Regions from separate parts of the Mus musculus genome. Here region 2 is linked to region 1. Evidence: chromatin loops called from intact Hi-C (ENCODE). Cell type or tissue: left cerebral cortex. All regions are shown on one strand. Each heading gives the region's core, and the rest is flanking DNA. Links, peaks and the distances in the headings are about the cores only.

What was found. A loop is a pair of places that touch in the nucleus more often than their neighbours do. Peaks named below come from ENCODE experiments on the same cell type or tissue, not always from the same donor. Only the 100,000 strongest peaks of a DNase experiment are listed, where the experiment ranks them.
Region 2: a loop joins it to region 1, with 4 times the contacts of the local background. A loop is called at or near these places in 1 of 42 quality-filtered maps.

What each region holds. Positions count from the first base shown.
Region 1 is chr10:128,673,134-128,677,524 of GRCm38, reverse strand. It overlaps Suox (sulfite oxidase), which reads left to right and starts at 3,607. Exons shown (of 4, transcript NM_173733.3): 1 at 3,607-3,673. Rab5b (RAB5B, member RAS oncogene family) reads left to right here. Exons shown (of 6, transcript NM_177411.4): 6 at 1-346. It also overlaps the pseudogene Gm6336. In left cerebral cortex, for the core only: a CTCF peak has its summit at 2,685 (motif pointing right); DNase peaks (open chromatin) are centred at 2,732, 3,493 and 3,997; H3K4me3 peaks cover 1,611 bases; H3K27ac peaks cover 1,356 bases.
Region 2 is chr10:128,503,894-128,508,284 of GRCm38, reverse strand. It overlaps A430046D13Rik (Riken cDNA A430046D13 gene), which reads right to left. Exons shown (of 2, transcript NR_131151.1): 2 at 4,043-4,391. Among named protein-coding and RNA genes, the nearest start is that of Mir6916, 5.9 kb to the left of the region's middle. In left cerebral cortex, for the core only: a CTCF peak has its summit at 2,223; no DNase peak of the experiment used is centred there.

The DNA.
Region 1 (4,391 bases), core at 281-4,280:
TCCCTAGGCTTTCCCTCCCTCCCTCCTTCCCTCCCTCCCCCCCTCTCTTAGGAACAGTATTGGCCTTAGTTCCTGGCCTACCTGCTGCCTTCCCTCTCCTCCTGCCAGCTCTCCTGCCTTCGCTGGAGCTCTGTTGGGCTTGAGGGGTTTTGTTCTCTCCCTCCCCTCCCCCGTTACCTTTTTTCTTTTGATCAGTTTTTAGGGGGAGGGCTCAACATTTTTGCCTTTATATTTCTTTCCTAAGGAAGCATTTGCCTTTCTTTCACTCTCCTAACATAACAATCGTGGTAACAGAATGCAACTGCTGATTTATCGATGTATTTAATGTAAGTAAAAAAGGAAAAAAGAAAGTGCACTGGACTGTTGTTTTGTTTGTCTGCCTGAAACTAAAAAATGGGAAGAAAGGGCCCAGAGAAATAAATCCATGATACCTCAAGCATCCTTTCCCTCCACCTTGGCACCTCTAACTAGTCGAAGAACCAATTTGGAAAATAACCCTTTTTATTTCTTTGATTTTGTTTTTATTTTTATTTGTGTGTGTGTGAGAGAGAGAGAGAGAGCGCTTATGTTCAGAGATACATGATTTATCAAATGTGCCTTATTTTTCTTTGTTTGTTGGTATAGTCTGCATCTCTTGAACCACATTGAGATTAGACAGAGGAATGCCATATCTGAACTGTTGGGACCAGTATGCAATATTTTTGCATTTTTCTAGGGCTCACTTGTATATTAGTTTCTGAATTGGATCCATAACTTTAAGATTAAACAGAGAAAAGATAACTGGGGCTTTTCGGCTTTCGGCTTGGAGGAGGCAACGGTGCAACTTTCTTCGGTCGTCCCGAATCCAGGTTCATCCGACACCAGCCGCCTCCACCATGCCGCCCAAGTTCGACCCCAATGAGGTCAAAGTCGTGTACCTGAGGTGCACCGGAGGCGAGGTCGGTGCCACATCCGCCTTGGCCCTGAAGATCGGTCCTCTGGGTCTGTCTCCGAAGAAAGTTGTTGATGACATTGCCAAGGCTACCAGTGACTGGAAAGGTCTCAGAATTACAGTGAAACTGACCATCCACAACAGACAGGCCCAGATTGAGGTGGTGCCCTCTGCCTCTGCCCTGATCATCAAAGCCCTCAAAGAGCCACCAAGAGACCGGAAGAAGCAGAACATTAAACACAGTGGGAACATTACTTTTGATGAGATTGTCAACATTGCCCAGCAGATGAGACACCGGTCTTTGGCTAGAGAACTTTCTGGGACTATCAAGGAGATCCTGGGTACTGCACAGTCTGTGGGCTGCAATGTGGATGGCCACCACCCTCATGACATCATAGATGACATCAACAGTGGTGCAGTGGAGTGCCCAGCTAGTTAAGAAGCAACAAGAAAATATTTCAATAAAAGACTATCTGATAACCAACAACAACAACAAAAAAAGATAGCTGGGGAGATGGCTCAGTGGTCTAAAGCACTTGTCGCATTTGTAGAGATGTGGATTCAATACTAGCACCCACATGGCAGCTCACAGCCATCAATAACTCCAGACCCAGGGTAGCTGATATCTTCCGGCCTCCATAGGTGCCAGGTACACACATGGTACATATACATGACTCATACATACAAAATAAATCTTAAAAAAGAAACAGCTGGATATGGTGACACTTGTCGGCTATTTAGGAAGGCTGAAGCTGTAAGACTTGTTTAAAGGCATCCTAAATAGTAGTTTAGCAAGACCATATTTCCAAAAAAAAAAAAATTATTAAATTAACTTTGATTGATCAAGTAGCTTCTATCCCAAAAAGAAACATTTCTGCCCAGACCTGTTTCTTATTTCTGCTTGAAGCCCTCCAATCTGTCATAGTCTAAAGGACTGAAATACAGAAAATGAAAACATAAGAGACTGATTGTAGGCACGAGGGTTCTAAGTGAGAAAGGATGTTTAGAGAGCCAGCCAGTTAGAGTCAGGCAGCCCTTAAGTTTCCAGGCCAGTCCTAATTGCCATCTGTGGGCCTTTGTCAAGTCAGCAGTGCCTCAGTCTCTCCAGCTGTGCAATGAAGAGACTGTGGAGGTTGAGCCAGGTGTGTGGCACACACCTAGTATTCCCAACACCTGGAAGTAGAGGTCCATCTGCACTACAGGAGATAGTAGCTCCCTAAAATAAAGGTGGTGCATTAGTAGATGGACGGAGAAACCATACCAAGTACATATTTGACAGGGTCTTTGTGTACAATCATGGCCGGCCTCAGCTGGAATCATACTCTGGCACTGTAACACCAACTGAAACTTTATTTTCAACAACAGGGCCTGGATGTGCCCTTTACATTAATCCCAGCACTCTGGAGACAGAGGCAGGCAGATCTCTGTGAGTTCCAGGCCATCCTAGTCTACACAGTAAGTTCTAGGACAGTCAGGGCTACACAGAAACCCTGCCTCAAAAAATAAAAACAAAAACAGAACCAACCTTTCGGATGATAATCTGCAAAGGCTGAAAACCTTTCCACTCCCAAAAACGTTAGAGTCAATATCACCTATTCACTATCACGTCCCCTTTTCTGAGTACACTTCCCTGTTCAGGATTCTTAGCCCAATTCCTCAAAAAACAAAAACCAAAAACAATCAAAAAACATAAATGGACAAAGATGAACTTCCAGATGTAAAAGTTTGTTCTAAGTTGATGCGACTGTAGCTCAACCCTCTGGTCTCTAGAGGGCAGTCTATGAATGTTTGTTCCCGGAGCCCAAAGTGAATGTCAAAATTTCAATCTCTAGTAAATGATTAAGAGTAATAGCAAATTTTTCTATCATTGTCCTTTACCTTTTATATACAAGACTACAATGTTTATACTTTTGTTAAACTGCCCTTTTTTCTTGTTTAAGTAGACGCTTTTTAAAAAATTCATCACGCAGACTTTGGTGCATGCTTTTAAGTGAGGTACTCGAGGCAGAGACAGACAAATCTACCTCCGGAGTTCCGGATCAGCAGGGTCTACAAAGCTAGATTCAGACCAGCCAGAGCTACATAGTGAGACCTTGTCTCAAATAAAACATGGTTTTTCGGTATTGCTGTTTTCACACTTCAGAAATCCACTCTGGGAATCGTTGAGCCACTATTTTGGGCATCATTTCTGCCGTTATTCCTGGCCTTGCTTTCCCTAGGACTCAACGTTGCAACACCGAACTACCGAGGCGCGGGACAAAACCCTGGGTTTTCCCCGGGAATGTGGTCCCCATTCTCGTGGCCACCTTTCAAGGCCTTGTCACCTTCCACTGTCTAGATACAGAGCATCAGTTGTGCCTCACAATTCCCTACGGAGCTGCGGTCTGCTCTGGTCACCAGTGTGTGACCCCGGTCCCCGGGAGGCAGAGGCCTGTACCATCCAGGACCCGGCGACGCCCCGCCCCCCAGCTTCGCAACCCCGCGACCCGGCGACCCGGCGACCCGGCGACCCGGCGACCCGGCGACCCGGCGACCCGGCGACCGGGCGACAGTTGACAGTCCTCGTCAAGAGCAGCTGCAAAGCTAGGGGCCAATAGCTGCGGAGCCGGCGAGGGGCGTCAGGACGCCTGCACAAACTGTACACGTCACGGCCGAGCCCCGCCCCGCCCCGCCCCTCCGCTCTGGGCCGCTCTAGCCCTGCACGGGGCGGGTGAAATTGTTCCGCTGCCGACATCCAGCCGGGTAAGGGGACTGCGACCGGGAGAGAAAGGAGGGAGGGCAACGGTGGGACCAAGGCGGCCAGTGCCGCCAAATCTTGGAGTAACTTGGAGCAACCTCCAAATCTTAGCAGTAGCAAAAGAACCAGTATCTCCATATATGATGTCGGTGTGCTCCTGGGGTCGCAGGCTGGTGTTCTGTCCGAATTCTGGACAGACACACCCTCCTACCTAAAGTGTCTCAGAGAGTAAGGACTACTCTTGCACCACGGAGTAGCATTTCGGTATTTAGCAGGCCGCTCCTCCCAAACCTGGAACGGGGCTGGTAAAAAGCAGGTTGCTGAAATTAAGAGTAGATGGCAGGAAGAGTAGGGATCCCCGTGGCCCAGGCGTAAAGAGGAGAAAAATTCGCCTTTTCCATCTTCCTTCGCCATTTGTAAGAGTCCCATCCCTAGCATCTCAGCAACCAGCGGCTTCTTACTACTCTCCACTTTGACCATCCTAGGTCAGAGAGGCACTAGGTTGTGAGGAAGACACCTCAGCAGGACAGAGAGCAGAAAAATTAACTTCCTTCTCTAGCCCATCCCCTGACACCCTGGCCATTGACTCTGCTCAGTTTGCTGAGATCACTAGAATGCCATAGACTACGAGGTCAGGGTGGAGACTCTGAATTGAGGTTCAGTTCTCAGATGGGGTATTTATTTTAGAAGGGTGGAGGGAGAAAAGAGGAAAGGTCTGAGTGA
Region 2 (4,391 bases), core at 272-4,271, 170 kb after region 1:
GCTCACAACTGTCTGTAGCCTCCGTTCCAGGAGACCCTGCAGGCATGCGTGTTATATGTACACACACATACAGCAAACCAGTCATGCACATAAAACAGTTCTTAAAAAAATTACTGTTTTTGTTTTTAAAAGAATGTGAAGGGCTGGGCAGTGCTGGTACACGCCTTAAATCCCAGCACTTGGGAGGCAGAGGCAGGCGGATTTCTGAGTTCGAGGCCAGCCTGGTCTACAAAGTGAGTTCCAGGACAGCCAGGGCTACACAGAGAAACCCTGTCTCAAAAAACAAACAAACAAAAGAATGTGAAGGAATCATCTGTCACGGAATTAAATATAGTTGTTATTTAGCAAAACTTTTAGGGGTTCAAGGTTCTTTTTTTTTTTTTCTGTACCCTGGGTCTCATGCATGCTAGCTAGCCAAGTGCTATATCATTGAGTTATATCCCTAGTTCTCTTAATTTTGAGAAAGGAGTCTCAAAAAACAAAAAGAGAGAAAGAAAGAAAGAAAGAAAGAAAGAAAGAAAGAAAGAAAGAAAGGAAGGAAGAAAGAAAGAAAAAAAGGAAAAAGAAAAAAGGAGAAGAGGGTCTCGTCAAGTTTCCTAAGCTGGATTTGAACTTACTCTGTAGCCCAGACTGGCCTTGTTCTTGTGATCCTTCCTCAGCCTCCCAGGTAGCTGGGACTACCGGCCTATGCCATTGGTCCTGACTTGTGGTTTAATGCTTTAACTCTTGTGTCTATGGTATATGTGTGCATTCATGTGTAGGCATGTGTGGTTGCAGGTGGACCTTGCATGCACGTGTGTGGAGGCCAAAGGTCACCTCAAGTATTGTTCCTCAGGAACTGTCTGCCCTTACTTTTCATTGCAATTATCTAGTGTCTGTGAGTGTGTGTGTGTGCGTGCGTGCGTGTGTGTGCACGTGCATGTAAGCACTCTCGAGGCTGTGTGTGTATGTGTGTGTGTGAAGGTCAGAGGACAACTTGGAGGACGTGGTTTTCCTCCTCTGTCCTGCGGGTCCAGAGATGAAGGTCATCGGTCTTTGCATACTGACACATCCTGGGGCCTCACCCTTGCTTTTGGAGACAGGATCTTACTACCAATCCTTGGCTGGCCTGGCACTTGCTATGTAGACCAGGCTGGCCTTGAACTCACTGAGATCTGCCTGCCTTTGCCTCCTAAATGCTGGCCCAAACTCAGGTTCTTATGTTTGTATACTAAGCCATCTCCCCAGCCTGTTTTGAGACGTCTTGCCACATAGGCCAGGTTTACCTTAGACTTCTGACAGCCCCCCTGCCTCTGCCTGCACAGTTCTGGGTTTACAAGCATGTGTCCCCATGCTCTGTAGCTTTTCCTCTTATATGTGTAGTGTTAGGGTACAAACCCAGGGCCAGACAAATGTTCTACCACTGGATGACTACCCTAGCTCGCCTACAAACAGTTTACTTTTGACAGTGACAGATAGGCTACTCCCCTCTTGGAATATAGCTTTATTGAACCAAACTATGTGCAGTCGTGAAGAGGGTGTGGCAATTCAGTCACCTGCCCAGCCTTTTCCCTACCTACAGAACCCTCCAGCATTCCTGGTGGAAGTGCACTACCTCTGAGGGGTTAACATGCTTCGCCCGCCACCTTTCCAACCCGGGATGATTCTGACCGAGTTATAGTTAACAAGATATCAAAGAAAGTCAGTTGAGAACCAGAACATCAGAAGAAAAAGCAGTTAAAGTTAGGTGGGCCTAAGAGTGGTGCACTTTAAATCCCAGCACTCTGGAGGTGGAGGCAGGAAGATCTGTGAGAGTTCCAGGCCAGTCTGATTTACATAGAGAGTTCCAGGCCAACCAAGGCTATGCCTCGAGACCTTGTTTGTTTGTTTGTTTGTTTGTTTTTGGTTTTTCGAGACAGGGTTTCTCTGTGTAGCCCTGGCTATCCTGGAACTCACTCTGTAGACCAGGTTGGCCTTGAACTCAGAAATCCGCCTGCCTCTGCCTCCCGCGTGCTGGGATTAAAGGCATGCGCCACCACGCCCGGCGAGACCTTGTTTTAAAATAAAGTACTTACTGCTCTTGCATAGAGCGGCTTGGTTCCCAGGCTTGGTTCCCAGCACCTACCCGCTGGCACAACAGTCTAACTATAGTTCCAGGGGGAGCCGATGCCCTCTGCTGGCCTCTTTGGACACTAAGCAGGTATGTACGTGGTACGAATACATATATGCAGGCAGAAAGCCCATACACATAAAATAAACCTAAAAAATGAACAACAGCGACCACTACAAAGTACATATGGGCTGGAGTCCCAGCCCTTGTGGTGGCGGCTCAGCTCACAGCCATCTGTAACTCCAGTCCCAGGGGATCTGACGCTCTCTTTTGGACTCTGTGGGTACCAGGCACACAGGTAGGACAAGATAGTCAGTGGATAAAGCACATGCCACAGTCTCGATGACCTGAGATTGAGCCCTAGATTCATATAAAGAAACTGTGACCTGATCCATGTGCTTTGGCACACATGCCCACATACACCACGCCCACGCATACACATCAAGCCCACGAATACATCATGCCCACATACAAACAATAAAATTACAGGTTGGGGGGGGAGGGTTGTTTTTATTTATTTATTTATTTATTTATTTATTTATTTATTTATTTGGGTTTTTCGAGACAGTGTTTCTCTGTATAGCCCTGGCTGTCCTGGAACTCACTTTGTAGACCAGGCTGGCCTCGAACTCAGAAATCCTCTGATTTCTGCCTCCCAAGTGCTGGGATTAAAGGCATGCACTACCACGATCGGCGGTTGTTTTTAAAAACAGGGTCTCACTTGGTTGCCCTGGCTGACCTCCAACTCACAGAGATTTGCCTCAGGAGGAGGAGGAGCTCTGAGGAGCTCCCAGGTCAGCCAAGGCTACATAGTGAGACTGTGTCTCAAAACCTAATTTTTAAAAAAGAGTTTGTGAATTGGCTGGAGCCCAATGACCCTTCTCCCTTCTTTCACTGCATGTATTTCAAGTCTTTGCTACTCCCTAGAGTTCTCTCCTACCTCCTTTATCAAGTCAGATCACCTCACCCATTTCAGGGTGAAAATGTAAAAGCAGTAATATATTGCCCCAACCCCTTAGGCCCCAGGGTCCTTCCTGGATGACACCAGCTGTTGTGTCATATCTGTCCATTCATTCTATAAATATTTCAGGACCTCGTATGGACCAGGTGACCTGGCTATGCTTGGTGCAGGATAGTGTGTAGGTGTGTGTGTGCATGTGGGTTTGTTGTGTGCATGAATGTGTGTGTGTGTATGTTTGTGTCTTGGAAGAGAGTATACAAGTCAAAGGGAACAAGCTAAGAACCAGAGAGACAGGATATCTTTGAAGATCTGCAAGCCATCGGGCGTGGCTGAACAGAATTCGGCCAGAACAGGAAGTAAGTGTTTGAAGCTGAAGCTGTGCCCCCTCTGTGGGCTACTGGAAGCCACAATGTGCCAGGATGCTGGGCAAAAGCTGCCTCTGATCGTTATCTAAGCACATGAAAGCTGACTGGCAAGTTGGGCTCACAGCTCCTGTTGTGGCTCCTGTCTGTGATCCCGACACTCGGGGAGGCTAAGGCAGAAGGGTCGTCGCAGTTTGAGGACAGAGTGGGCTGCATAGTGAGTTCCAGGGCAGCCTGGTACGGTGGCAAATACTGAGATCTTAGCATACGGGAGGCGAAGGCCTAAGGACCAGAAGTTCAAGGTCACCCTCAGGTACATAACCAGTTCCAGGCCTGCCCTGTCTGAGAACAAACAAAAATAAAATACTTGCAGGCCAAATTCCAAATATGGATGAATTTTAAACAGGAGATGATGTAAGGGGAATGAGAAGAGGTGGGTGGGCAAAACAGCCCATCGGTTACAGCCACTTGCCACCGACCATAACAACCTGAGGTTGACACTCAGAGTCCACCAGGTAGAAACAACGAACCAATTCTCACAAGCTGACCTTCAGCCTTAGCACCTGTTCACCTACACACACACACACACACACACACACACACACACACACACACACACACACAAAGTATCTTTTGAAATGATGACTGTTATTAAAGCTTAGATTACATTATCTATGTGAAACAAGATTTCCAGGCCCTAACACAGACAGAGGAGCAATCTACAAGTTTGTTGTTATAAGAAGTTCCTAGGAGATTTTAAAACAACAGCAAAGTCTGTGACCTCCGCCTTAGTTAACTGCAATAGGAAACCAGCTTTACTTGTTAAAACCAACTTTTCTATTTATACCCCATGCCTCACACCAGTCTATAAAAATGGCCTAAGAAAGGCTTTGTAAGTTGTGTATAAGGCCTCTTCATTATCCTCCTTTTTATTGTGGGTTAGTTGTTGTCCTGGGATTTTTATTGATGTGACAAAACA